Linked DNA regions of Homo sapiens: region 1 is linked to region 2. A link is a contact called in ENCODE Hi-C or POLR2A ChIA-PET data. All regions are on one chromosome and are shown on one strand. Each heading gives the region's core, a stretch centred on a gene start or an enhancer-like site at or near the end of the contact. The rest is flanking DNA. Distances are from core to core; before and after follow the strand shown. Region 1 has its middle 75 kb from the start of CUX1. Region 2 has its middle 78 kb from the start of MYL10.

Region 1 (6,009 bases), core at 569-3,068, 36 kb before region 2:
ACCTTGGAGTGTGGCTTCATGGGCCCCTCTTCCATCTGCCCTTAGATGGATCTTCAATAATGCCCTATCTATATCAGCTCTTGGTTGGCGTGATAGAGATAATACATTCGCTGCTCCAGAGTCACTCGTGGTTCAGGCAAGGTCAAAGAGTCACCAGGAGTCAGTCATCACCTAAGTGGTACCTCCTGCCTGGGAAATGCCTCTATCACTGCCCACCTCCAGGTACCCAGAACTCCGGCCACTACCAAGGATCACTTGAGCCCAGCAGTGTGAGGCTGCAGTGAGCTATGATCATGCCATTGCATCCAGCCTGGGTGACAGAACCACACAGCAAGACCTGGTCCCCCCTGGACCCCCACAAAAAACCCCCAAAAAACTTAAAATGAATTCATTAAAAACTTATTAAAATAAAAATTTAGCATTTAAGGCCAGGCACGGTGGCTCATGCCTGTAATCCCAGCACTTTGGGAGGCCGAGGTGGGTGGATCACTTGAGGTCAGGAGTTTGAGACCAGCCTGGACAACATGGTGAAACCTCATCTCTACTAAAAATACAAAAATTAGCCAGGCATGGTGGTGCATGACTGCAATCGCAGCTGCTCGGGAGGCTGAGGCAGGAGAATCACTTTAACCCAGGAGGCAGAGGTTGCAGGGAGCTCAGATTGCACCACTGCACTCCAGCCTGGGCGACAGAGTGAGTAAGACTTCGTCTCAAACAAATAAACAAACAAAAACAAACAAAACAAAACACAAAACCTTAGTATTTAAAATAAATAATTAAAATGGTATTCATTAAAAAGCTGAAAATCAACCCAGGCTTAATGAAAGAAAGAACTTAGTATGCGTAAAAAAAACTTTAACGAAAACTCTTAGTATTCATTTAAAAACTTTAAACCAAAACTGAATATTCACTTAAAAACTTAAAAAATGAGCTCAGGCTTAAAAAACAAAAACAAACAAACAAAAAAAGAACTCTCCGGGCTTTCTGGGGATGTAACCAAGCTGAGGTTGGGCTTACTTCCCTCCAGCAAAGGGCCCCTTTCAAACCACTTGTGGCTGAGCCATCAGACCCAGATGTGACCTCCCCCCGTCCCGTGGGGGTCAGCAGCTCACCTGGGCCCTCTCCAGCCTGCCCTCCTGCCACCCCTGTTTATGTGTGCACCTCAGGGATTCCAAAAAGGAGTTAGTGTGGGCCTGCCTCTCAGCCACCTGCTTCCACTCTTACCTACATGACTCCATTTTCTGAGCCCGGTAGCTTTTTTTTTTTTTTTTTTTTAACAGAGTCTCGCTCTGGCCCAGGTTGGAGCGCAGTGACACGACCTCGGCTCATCACCGGTTCAAGCGATGGGCTGTAGCTGGGACTACAGGCACACACCATCCCACCTGGCTAAATATTGTATTTTTAGTACAGACGGAATTTCTCCTTGTTGGCCAGGCTCGTCTCGAACTCCTGACCTCAAGTGATCCGCCCGCCTCGGCCTCCCAAAGTACTGGGATTACAGGCGTGAGCCACCACGACCGCAGAGACCCGTAGCTTTCTAAAAGAGACTCTGAGGGTGCTTTCAGTGATGACCCTTGGCAGAAACCGGAGGAAGGGCTGAAGGTGATGGGGGAGGGGCGGAGCTCTGCCTTGAGCTTTGCTGCGGAGCCAAGCCTTCCCTCCTTGTCTAGCTCTGGCACTTTGAGCAGGTTCTGTCGGGGGTATCCCTGCCCTGGAAGCCCCTCTCACCTTCCCAGGTTAGGGGTGGCGTCCCCCAGTCTCCCTGAGGGCAAGGGCTGTTCTCATTTGTTTTGGAGGCCAGCTCTGCTCAGGGCCTGGGAATACAGTAGGTGTCTAATAAATATTTGCAGCGTTGAACTCTGTGCCCAGCAGCCCCTAGCCGTTCACCAGACAGCCTTGGCCTCCGGAGAGTGGGCTTTGGGGGAGGTGGCCTGGGCCGGGGGAGGGTGTGAGAGGCCTCATGGAGGGGGGCGGGGGCGGATCCGGGGTCGCTCTGGCTCAGCCTCCGGGGCCGTCCCCGCTGCCTTTGCAGAAGGCGCCTCCGCTGTGGCTCTTCCCCCTGGGCTGGAGCCAGAGCCTAGCGCACCCGGAGGAGGAGGAGGAGGAGGACGAGGAGGAGGAGGAGGCGGCGGCGGCGGCTGCGTTGCCGTCTGTGCCCATCACCTGAGCTGCACCGGGCGGGGAGGATAACAATTATTGGGAGAGGTTTGAAAAAAAAATCATTATCAAATAACTACAGCTTGCAAAAGTTGGCGGGCGGAACGGAAAACGCGGGCTGGATCGCTCTGGGGACGCCGCCGCCGCTCCCGAGCAGCTCCGCGGTAGCCAGAAATGGAAGGACGTACATCTGCAACGCATTTGTGCGAGGTTCACCTTGGAGACCGCGCTGCTGGATGCAGGCGGCGAGTTCACGCGAAAGGAAAAACTCTTTTAAGAGGGATTTCTCCTTGGGGGACCCTGCCCGGCACGCGCGGCGGGGAAGGGCGCCCCCTGCCAGGCGCGCGCGTGGAGCTGGGACGCTCCGATGGGGTGGGGGCCGCTTCTCTGAGCCTCAGTTTCTCAGTCTGTCCGAGGACTTGTACAGATTCGTGGCTGGCCTTGCAGGACCCTTCCAGTGGGGATATTCTTTTATTATTTTTATTTTTTATTTATTATTTTGTTTAGATGGAGTCTCATTCTTGTCGTCCCAGCTGGAGTGCAGTGGCACAATCTCGGCTCACTGCAACCTCCGCTTCCCGGGTTCAAGTGATTCTCCTGCCTCAGCCTCTCGAGTAGCTGGGATTACAGACCCCCGCCGCCATGCCCGGCTAATTTTTGTATTTCTAGTAGAGGGGTTTCACCATGTTGGCCAGGCTGGTCTTGAACTCCTGGCCTCAAGTGACCTGTCCGCCTAGGCCTCCCAAAGTGCTGACATTACAGGCTGAGCCACTGCGCCCAGCCTCCAGTGGGGATAGTCTAAGAATCTTCTTATTTCTGGCACCAGGTCCCGATGGAGGTAGAGGTACCAGCCCTTAAGGTACCAGGACCTGGTCATCGCATTCCCAGCCCTGTTTACATTCTAGGGTGCTGCGGGTACGTGATGGTCTAAGGAAGATCAAATCCACTTTCCACTTCTCAGGGCCCTGCCGACAAGTGCAACGGTTTGTTCCTTCTCAGGGGAGGAGGGGACCCCTGTCCCCCTTCTCAGGGGCAGTTCCATCCATTCTCACCTCTTGGGTCTTCAGTGTGCACCTCCCACAGCTCACAGACATCCCTGTCTCCCCTAAACCCCTTTGCCGTGACGCCCACCGCCCATCCACCTTCCCCCGCGGGCTTCCTTCTCAGAGTGGTCAGTACGTAGTCTAGTGTCCACATCTTCCTCCCTGCAGTCACTTTGAAGGTGGCCCAAGCTTCAGGGCCCCCCTCCTTCTCCAAACACGGCTGGGCCTCTGGGCTTTTTGGAGTTAGAAAAGGGGAGGGGGGCTGTGGGGAGCGAGAGGTGCAGGAGTGAAGTGTGGGGACCCTTCCTGGGACCCCTCACCCTCACACACACACCACCCCACTTGCCTAAGACAGGCACAACTGGAGCCATCTTGAGACCCAGAATTCCTCTCCAGGTTATGGTGTTTCTCACGGTCCTTGCCCACCAGGAGATAGAAAGTTCTGGAAAGATGCTGTTGGAAAGGTGAAGCTAGAAGCACGGCCTCTTTGCACAGGCTATGCTTTAAGTACTCATAACTGGCTCACATCTACTGAGCCATCACTGTGTACCAAGCACTGTTCTAACGTTTTATTTTTATTTTATTTTTTATTTTTGAGACAGAGTCTTCCTCTGTTGCCCAGGCTGGAGTGCAGTGGCATGATCTCAGCTCACTGCAACCTCTGCCTCCGCCCCCTCTCAAGTGATTCTCCTGCATCAGCTTCCTGAGTAGCTGGGATTACAGGTGCCAGCCACCACACCCAGCTAATTTTTGTATTTTCAGTAGAGATGGGGTTTCACCATGTTGGCCAGGCTGGTCTCGAACTCCTGACCTCAGGTGATCCACCTGCCTTGGCCTCCCAAAGTGGTAGGATTACAGGTGAAATGTTTTAAATGTGTTGTTTTGAAGAGACAGGACCTCCCTCTGTTGCCCAGGCTGGAGTGCAGTGGCGCAATTATGGCTCACTGCAGCTTGAAACTCCTGGGCTCAAGTGATCCTCTCTCCTCAGCCTCCCAAGTAGCTGGGACTACAGGCTTGTGTAGCCACGCCTGGCTAACTTTATAATTTTTTATAGAGTGGGATCTCACTATGTTGCCCAGGCTGATCTCAACTCCTGGCCTCAAGTGATCCTTCTGCCTCCACCTCCCAAAGTGCTGGGATTACCAGTTTAAGCCACCACGCCCAGCCACCAACTCACTTTCACTTGGCTAAATCGCGCCCTGTTTGGAAGACGGAGCCTGAAATTGGCAGGAGAGCTGGATGTGGCCATGGTCCTTCACTGCCCAGGGCGTGCTTGTCCCATCCAGCCTGTACTCCTGTGGCTGTGTGGATGACCAAGGGCTCACCTGGTCTTGCTTTTCTTCACCTCACTCTTCCCAAGAGGCTGGTTCTGACACTAACAGTCACCCATTGGTAAACAGCCCAGCACCAAAAGCCCCTAAGAACCTTCAGATAAGAGACATCCCTTGGGGGAAGGAAGAAAAAAAAAACACAACCTAACAGGAAGCCAAGTGGGTAAACGGTTACTTGCATGATTCTAAAGCCTGCATGTTTCTTCCCCAGGCGAGAGAGACTGAGCCTTTCACTCTCAGAGCCAGCTTGGCCAGAGTCTCAGAAGCAAGGTCTCTGTGCACCTTGGGGCTGTTGGCAGGGCTGAGGAGAGGAGTAACCAAATCATGGGTCTGGGAGAGAAATTTCCTCCGATGCTTTTCTGGCTCCTACCTAGAGAGTTCTCTCACTTCTGAGAGGTATCCTGTGAGGGCACAGTGGACAGGAGCAGAGACCTGGGGTCAGGCAGGCCCAGCACAGAGATGCCTAATGCCCTTGGGAAGTCACTTGACCTTCCCGAATCCACCTTTTTTTTTTTTTTTTTTTTGAGTTGGAGTCTCACTCTGACACCCAGGCTGGAGTGCAGTGGTGCAATCTTGGCTCACTGCAGCCTCCGTCTCCTGGGTTCAAGCAATTCTCCTGCCTCAGCCTCCCAAGTACCTGGGATTATAGGCATGTGCCATCATGCCCGGCTAATTTTTGTATTTTTAATGGAGATGGGGTTTTGCCACGTTGGCCGGGCTGGTCTCGAACTCTTGAGCTCAGGTGATCTGCCCACCTTGGCCTCCCAAACTGCTGGGGTTACAGGCATGAGCCACTGCACTGGGCCCCGAGTCTTCCTTTTAAACCATGAAACGGGGATTGCCCAGGTGTGATGGCTCACATTTATAATCTCAGCTCTTTGGGAGGCCAAGGCAGGAGGATCGCTTGAGGCTAGGAGTTCCAGACCAGTCTGGGCAACATAGCGAGACCTCGTCTCTACAAAAAATAACAATTAAAAAATTAGCCAAGTGTGGTGGCGTGTGCCTACAGTTCCAGCTACTTGGGATGCTGAGGCTGGAGGATGGCTTGAGCCCAGGAGTTGGAGGCTGCAGTGAGCTATGATCACACCACTGCATTCCAGTCTGGGCAACAGAGCAAGACCCTGTCTCTAAAAACCAAACACAAAAAGCCAAAAAACAAAGCTAAAACAACCCCTAGAGGTGTGATCAAAGGGCTGGGGAGGAGGGAGAGAGGAGGAGCTTCCCCAGGGGAGACTTCATCACCAAACTCTGTACCTGCAGGCACCTTGTCCTGCCCTGGAGGTGGGGGTTGGTGAACCGGAAACCCATGACTCACTCCCTCCCTGCCCAGCCAGGCCTGGACAGCTGTGCAAACAGACTGAGGAAGGGGCTTCCAGGCCACACTCTGTGCCTCTCCTCCTCCTCCTCCTCCTCCTCTTCCTCCTCCCTGGAGTCAGCCCAGGCTGGCTCCATCCCTCTGGGCCCCTTCTCTCCCTGAA
Region 2 (6,601 bases), core at 1,596-4,095:
ATCCTGTTTCTGCTTAAACTTTCATCCATCAATTTTAGCATCCATTGGTGATATCATTTGCCACAATCGTTGTCTACTGGTGACTTTCCTATTTCCTTCTTTTCTTGTACACATATTAATCAGAATTCTACTGTATGAAAGAGCGGTCCTTCTGTCCCCATTTATTTAGCTATGCAATTATTTATTAAGTATGGTATAGCCCCTCTTTTATTATTTTTTTATTTTTTGAGATGGAGTCTCTCTCTTGTTGCCCAGGCTGGAGTGTAATGGCACGACCTTGGCTCATTGCAACCTCCCCCTCCCAGGTTCAAGTGATTCTCCTGCCTCAGCCTCCCGAGTAGCTGGGATAACAGGTGTGCGCCACCACGCCCGGCTAATTTTTTGTATTTTTAGTAGAGACGGGGTTTCACCATGTTGACCAGGCTGGCCTCAAACTCCTGACATCAGGTGATCCACCCACCTCAGCCTCCCAAAGTGCTGGGATTACAAGCATGAGCCACCACCCCCGGCTAGCCCCTCTTTTAATCTCTATTAAATCTTGCTACCTGGGGAACCAAGCATCACTATTGCAATTTAGGAACAAGGAAACGTGGCTGGGAGTTACATCAATCACATGCCTAAGGTCTCACAGCTGGTAAATGGCCAAGAAGGGACACAAAGTTACCCCGGCCCAGCTCAGTGGCACATGCCTGTAGTCCCAGCTACTCAGGAGGCTGAGGTAGGAGCATCATTTGAGCCCGAGAGGTCAAGGCTGTAGGGAGCTGTGATTGCACCACTGCACTCCAGCCTGGGTGATAGAGCAAGACTCTGTCTCTAAAAAAAAGTAACCCCAGATTTGGTTCCCATCCATCTTTTTTTTTTTTTTTTTTTTTTTTTTTTTTTTTTTATGGAATCTCCCTCTGTCACCCAGGCTGGAGTACAGTGGTGTGAGATTTCTGTTCGCTGCAACCTCGGCCTCCTGGGCTCAAACGATTCTCCTGCTGAAGCCTCCTGAATAGCCGGGATTACAGGCGCCTGCCACCACGCCCAGCTATTTTTTTGTATTTTTAGTAGAGACGGGGTTTCACCATGTTGGCCAGGCTGGTCTCGAACTCCTGACCTCCCCAAGTGCTGGGATTACAGGCATGAGCCATTGTGCCCAGCCCCCATCCATCTTTTGAAACTGGTCCACAACTGCAACCTCTTACCAACCCTCTGCCTCCAGTCCTGGCCTCGTAACCCACATTTCCCCTTAGCGCATCAAAGCACTTTGAGTCCTTCTGGTGGCTCCTTGTGTGCTCTGGATGGTGCTCGGACTCCATAGCCCAGGTGCAAAGGCCCTTTAGGATCTGGCCTCGGGCCTCCTGTCTCCCGCCCTCCCTTGCACACTCCAGTCTACTGTTCCCAAAGCCCCTCTGTCTCACTTCCGGACCTTCGCACGTGTTGCTCTCCTCCTGCACCTGCCTCACTCCTCTCCCAACCCAGGGCACAGCATCAGGAAGGCATGGGCCAAGGGACACCTTCCTACACCGTCTGTGTGGGGCCAGATCCCCAGCACCCTGGCCACAGGAAGTTAATATTTACTGAATAGATGAAAAATCTCCAGGTGTGGTGGCTCATGCCTGTAATCCCAACACTTTGGGAGGCTGAGGTGGGTGGATCACCTGAGGTCAGGAGTTTGAGACCAGCCTGGCCAACATGGTGAAACCTTGTCTTCACTAAAAATACAAAAATTAGCTGGGCGTGGTGGCAGGCACCTGTAATCCCAGCCACTCAGGAGGCTGAGGTAGGAGAATCACCTGAACCTGGGAGGCGGAGTTTGCAGTGAGTCGAGATCACACTATTGTGCTCTAGCCTGGGTGACAGAGCAAGACTCCGAAAGAAAAGAAAAAAAGAAAAGAAAAGAGAAAAGAAAAGAAAGAGAAAAGAAAAATCAACTCCAAAGCCCACGCTCTTTCGGCCACCCTGCGTGCCTACCGCGTGCATAGCAGTGAGTGAACACCTGTAGGAAATGACATGAATTGGTGGGAGAAACAGACAGCACTAGCTATGGGAGGACCTGGGAGGACTTGGCATTGACAAAGGTCTACTAAGTAGCAGCCTCTCCCCACGGTCATTTCAGTCCTTTGTCTTCAATATACCGTTCTAGAGATTAGGAAATGGAGGCTCAGAGAGGGCAAGTCACTTGCCTGGGGTCACACAGCTGGTTGGCACGAGAACCACAATTTGAACTCAGGCCTGTAGGATGCCAGAGCACATGTGCTAGCCACTACCTCACACAGCCTCTTCACACCCGCCTATGGGGAGCGCTCTGTCCAGACACAGAACTTCCTCTAGGCACCAAGTGCAGTGGCTTTTTTTGCGTGTCATTTTTCACCCTCGGACCCTGCCTCTTTAAGTGTTTCTGTTATCGTTAAAAGAGCAATAAGGCTGGGCATGGTGGCTCATGCCTGTAATGCCGGCACTTTGGGAGGCGGGCGGATCACCTGAGGTCAGGAGTTCGAGATCAGCCTGGCCAACATGGTGAAACCCCATCTCTACAAAAATACAAAAATTAGCCTGGCATGTTGGTGGGCAGCTGTAATGAGGCAGGAGAATCACTTGAGGTTGCAGTGAGCTGAGATCGCGCCACTGCACTCCAGCCTGGGCGACAAAGTGAGACTCCATCTCAAAAAAATAAAAGAAAAAAAGAAAAAAAAAAGCAATAAAAGACAGCATAATTGGAACACAAAGGCGACGGCCTGGCCAGCCCTCCCTGGGGAGTGGAGTGCCAGGAACTTGGGTGTGATCCTACCTGTGATTAATGCTGCAAAATTACAGCTTTCCGCGTACAGGTGTGTACAAGCCACCGGGTGGGGTGCCGAGCAAACACAGCATTTCATGAGGGCAGTAAAACCCAGGCCTGTGGTGGAGAACCACAGTCAGAGGCTTTCTCCTCTCCCTCCCTCTCCTCCTAACCTCAGGAGACATTGCCGGTACATGGCCCTTTAGCATTTGCAAAGTGCTTGTGGGTGCACAGTCCTTTACAGTTTGCAAAGTGCTTGTCAGTGCACAGCCCTTTACAGTTTGCAAAGTGTTTGTCGGTACGCAGCCCTTTACAGTTTGCAAAATATTTGTATGGACAAGCTCCCACACAGGGGCAGGAAAGGTGAGGGGCTGGGAGCTGCAGATGAAGGACTAGCATGCCAGTGCTGGGGGGCTGGTCATGGGGTGGTGTGAAGTCAGGATCAAGGGTCGCAGCCCTGGACGGAGGACTCGGAGAGGGCAGCAGGGCAAGTTTTGGTCCAGGAGACGGAGGCTGAAGAGGTGTTCCACCGTCCTGATGGCCCAGGAAGGCTTCCTGAAGGAGGTGGGGTGTGGAGAGTGATCCTAAGAGTCCCTCTGTCTTCACTTATACCTGAGCTGCAGCTGGAAGGATGTCTTCATTTTGAAAGGGAGAAGAGGGACACCCACTAGGTCCCCATTGGGTATCAGAGCTGCCATGCAGGGCTTCTCAGCAACTTGCCATGGTTGAGGGGCCTGGGCTCAGCCAGCCCAGCCCGAGCCCCAGGTCTTGGAAACCGGCTCTTGTGGACTTCCTTGAGCCCTGTCGGGTGCCGACTCTCTCCCGATCGTAGAAATCTCCTCCCTATGTAGGAAGCAGAAGGCAAGAGCTGAGCGATAAGCTGCTTCCAGGGCAGCTTGGACATTGGATACGGGGGTGCATGGGGACTTGAGCCCCCAAGGAAGTTCCGCTTTCATCCAAAGCTGCCCCTATTGCCGCAGCCATAGGTCCCCTGGCCCTGCAGCTGTCCATTGGCCCTGAGCACTGGCTGCAGGGCTATGGGCTTTCTTGGGTTCACCATGTGCCTGCCCTGCTCAGAGACTTTCAATGGCTCCCCATTGCTGTTTCCCCCAAAATGGGGGGCAAGTTCCCATGGATCTAGGACTTGGTATTCAGGGATGAACAAACCACCAGACCTATACCTGATAAATATCGATGTTTACTTTCTTGGTAAGTTGTTTATGTTAATATCATTACAAAAGTGTGGATATGTAACATGTTCACACGGTTTGACGTCCAAACTGCTATGAAAAGGCATTGATCACAAGTCCCACTATCCATGTCCCAGGGATCTCATCCCCCTGATCCCTAGAGGAACAATTAGTTTCTTGTGTATCCTTCTAGTATTTCTTTATGCAAATGCATAAAGCAATCTGTATTTGCTGACATAGATGCTGTTCTTTTTATTTATTTTTATTTTTATTTTTTGGGACCCAGTCCCAATCTGCCACTCAGGCTGGACTGCAGTGGCACAATCTCAACTCACTGCAACCTTCGCCTCCCAGGTTCAAGTGATTTTCCTGCTTCAGCCTTCCCTGTAGATGGGATTACAGGTGCCCACCATCATGCTCAGCTAATTTTTGTATTTTTAGTAGAGACAGGGTTTCACCATATTGGCCAGGCTGGTCTCGAACTCCTGACCTCAGGTGATCCACCTGCCTCAGCCTCCCTAAGTGCTGGGATTACAGGTGTGAGTCACTGCACCCAGCCTATTTTTATTTTTTTTGAGACAGCACCTTGCTCTGTCACCCAGGCTGGAGTGCAGTTCCATGATCACGGCTCACTGCAGCCTTGACCTTCCAGCCTCAAGCAATCCTTCCACATCAGCTTCCCAAGTAGTTGGGACTACAGGTGTGAGCCACCATGCCAGTTAATTTAAAAGATTTGTTGCAGAGACGAGGTCTCGCTATGTTGCCCAGGCTGGTCTCGAACTCCTGGGCTCAAGCGCTCCTCCTGCCTCAGCCTCCCAAAGTGCTGGGATTACAGGCATGAGACACCCCACCAGCCTATGGTGTTCTACTCCTTGTGTTTTTACCCAATATTCTATCTGGGAGATCTTTCCACGTCAGGGTATAGAGAGCTTTCTCCTCTTCCTCCTCTTCTTCCCCTCTCCCACCTCCTCTTCTTCCCCTCTCCCACCTCCTCTTCCTCTTTCTCCTCCTCCTCCTTTTTCAACAGCTTCATAGTATTTCATTGTGTGGATGTACCATGATTTATTTCACTGTCTTTTTGCATAATGTGTGAAACAACTGGATTGCTGCCAGCTTTCTGCTGTTACACGCAGCTGCGATGATTAAGCTTATATGTACATCATTTCTTACATGTTCAAGGTGGCACTGTTGAACAAATTCCCAGAAGTGGGACTGACAGGCCATAGGGTGAATGCATCCGTAACTTTGATAAGAATTACTAAACCACTTGCCACTGGGGGTTGTATCATTTTGCATTCCCACCAGCAACATACCAGACGGCCTGTTTGCCTACACAATAGCCTCATCCTTGGACCGTGTTGGCATAATTTTGGATTTTGGCCTATCTGATAGGTAAGAAATGGTATTCTGGTGTGGTGTATAATTCATTTCTCTCGCTCTTTTCTTTTTTTGAGACAGGTCTCACTCTGTTGCCCAGGCTGGAGTACAGTGGCCCAACCTCACCTCACTGCAACCTCTACCTTCTGGGCTCAAGCAAACCTCCTGCCTCAGCCTCCTGAGTAGCTGGGACTACAGGCATGTGCCACCATGTTGGCTCACTTTTAAAAAAAAAATATTTGTAGAGATGAGATTTTTACCCAGGCTGATCTCAAACTTCTGGGCTTAAGTGATCCTCCTGTTTTAACCTCCCAAAGTGCTGGTATTACAGGTGTGAGCCACCACCGAGGCCCATTTTTCTCTTAATGTGAATAAGGTTGAGCATTTTCATATGTTTAAAGCCCACTTATATTTCTTTTCTCTGGAATGCTCTGTTCAAATCCTTTGCCCATTTTTCCACCAGATTTTTGGTGTTTTTTCTCTTTTTTTGTAAGAACTTTTTACATATTAGGGAGAGCAGCCCCTTGGCTGTAATATGAGTTGCAAATATTTTCTCCCTGTTTATCTTTTGACTTACTTTGCATATGATGTTCTTTGTCATGTAGAAGTTGTTCATTATTGTTATTAATTAATTAATTAAATTAATTTTTTGAGACAGAGTTTTGCTCTCGTTGCCCAAGCTGGAGTGCAGTGGCATGATCTCAGCTCACTACAACCTCTGCCTCCCAGGTTCAAGCAATTCTCCTGCCTCAGCCTCCTGAGTAGCTGGGATTACAGGCACATGTCACCACACCTGGCTAATTTTTTTGTAATTTTAGTAGAGACGGGGTTTCGCCATGTTGGCCAGGCTGGTCTTGAACTCCTGACCTCAGGTTATCCATCTCCCTCAGCCTCCCAAAGTGCTGAGATTACAGGCATGAGCCACCGTGCCTGGCCCCATTATTATTATTATTATTATTATTATCATCATCATTATCATCATCATCATCAACTTAAATGCTCACTATTCCCCCTCCTTGGTTTTGGATTTTAAGTCATTGGAAGATGGTCCCCAATCCAAAGTTATAAAGGGATTCATTCATATTTCTTCTGGTTCTCTTATGATTTTAATGTTTACATCTAAATCTTGGGCCCATTTGGAATTTGTTTTTGTGTTCTGGCGAACAGATTCAGTTTTATTTGTTTCCAGGTGGTTTCCTGGTTTTACCAACACCATTTATTAAAAAGCCCATGCTTACCTCACTGATGTAAGGCCCTCTTTATCATATGC

What was found. A loop is a pair of places that touch in the nucleus more often than their neighbours do. ChIA-PET counts read pairs that join two places held with the same protein, here RNA polymerase II (POLR2A). Pooled maps may share reads with other maps.
Region 1: a map of CD14-positive monocyte shows a loop between it and region 2 (2.7-fold over the local background). The contact joins two enhancer-like sites. A Hi-C loop is called at or near these places in 7 of 168 maps with a recorded cell type or tissue (CD14-positive monocyte, Caco-2, HepG2 and 3 more), 8 of 37 single-sample maps with no recorded cell type and 2 of 50 pooled maps. POLR2A ChIA-PET finds 5 or more read pairs at or near these places in 10 of 52 experiments (A673, K562, MCF 10A and 6 more).

Annotation. Positions count from the first base shown.
Region 1 is chr7:101,739,805-101,745,813 of GRCh38, reverse strand. No RefSeq gene overlaps it. Among named protein-coding and RNA genes, the nearest start is that of CUX1, 75 kb to the left of the region's middle. RefSeq lists enhancers at 825-1,345, 1,974-2,917, 4,401-4,470, 4,591-4,670 and a silencer at 1,975-2,094. Within about 2 kb of position 1,818, at least 4 of the 41 ENCODE cell types and tissues checked have a DNase peak (open chromatin) inside an H3K27ac peak, as active enhancers do.
Region 2 is chr7:101,704,000-101,710,600 of GRCh38, reverse strand. No RefSeq gene overlaps it. Among named protein-coding and RNA genes, the nearest start is that of MYL10, 78 kb to the right of the region's middle. RefSeq lists a silencer at 4,151-4,330. Within about 2 kb of position 2,845, at least 3 of the 41 ENCODE cell types and tissues checked have a DNase peak (open chromatin) inside an H3K27ac peak, as active enhancers do.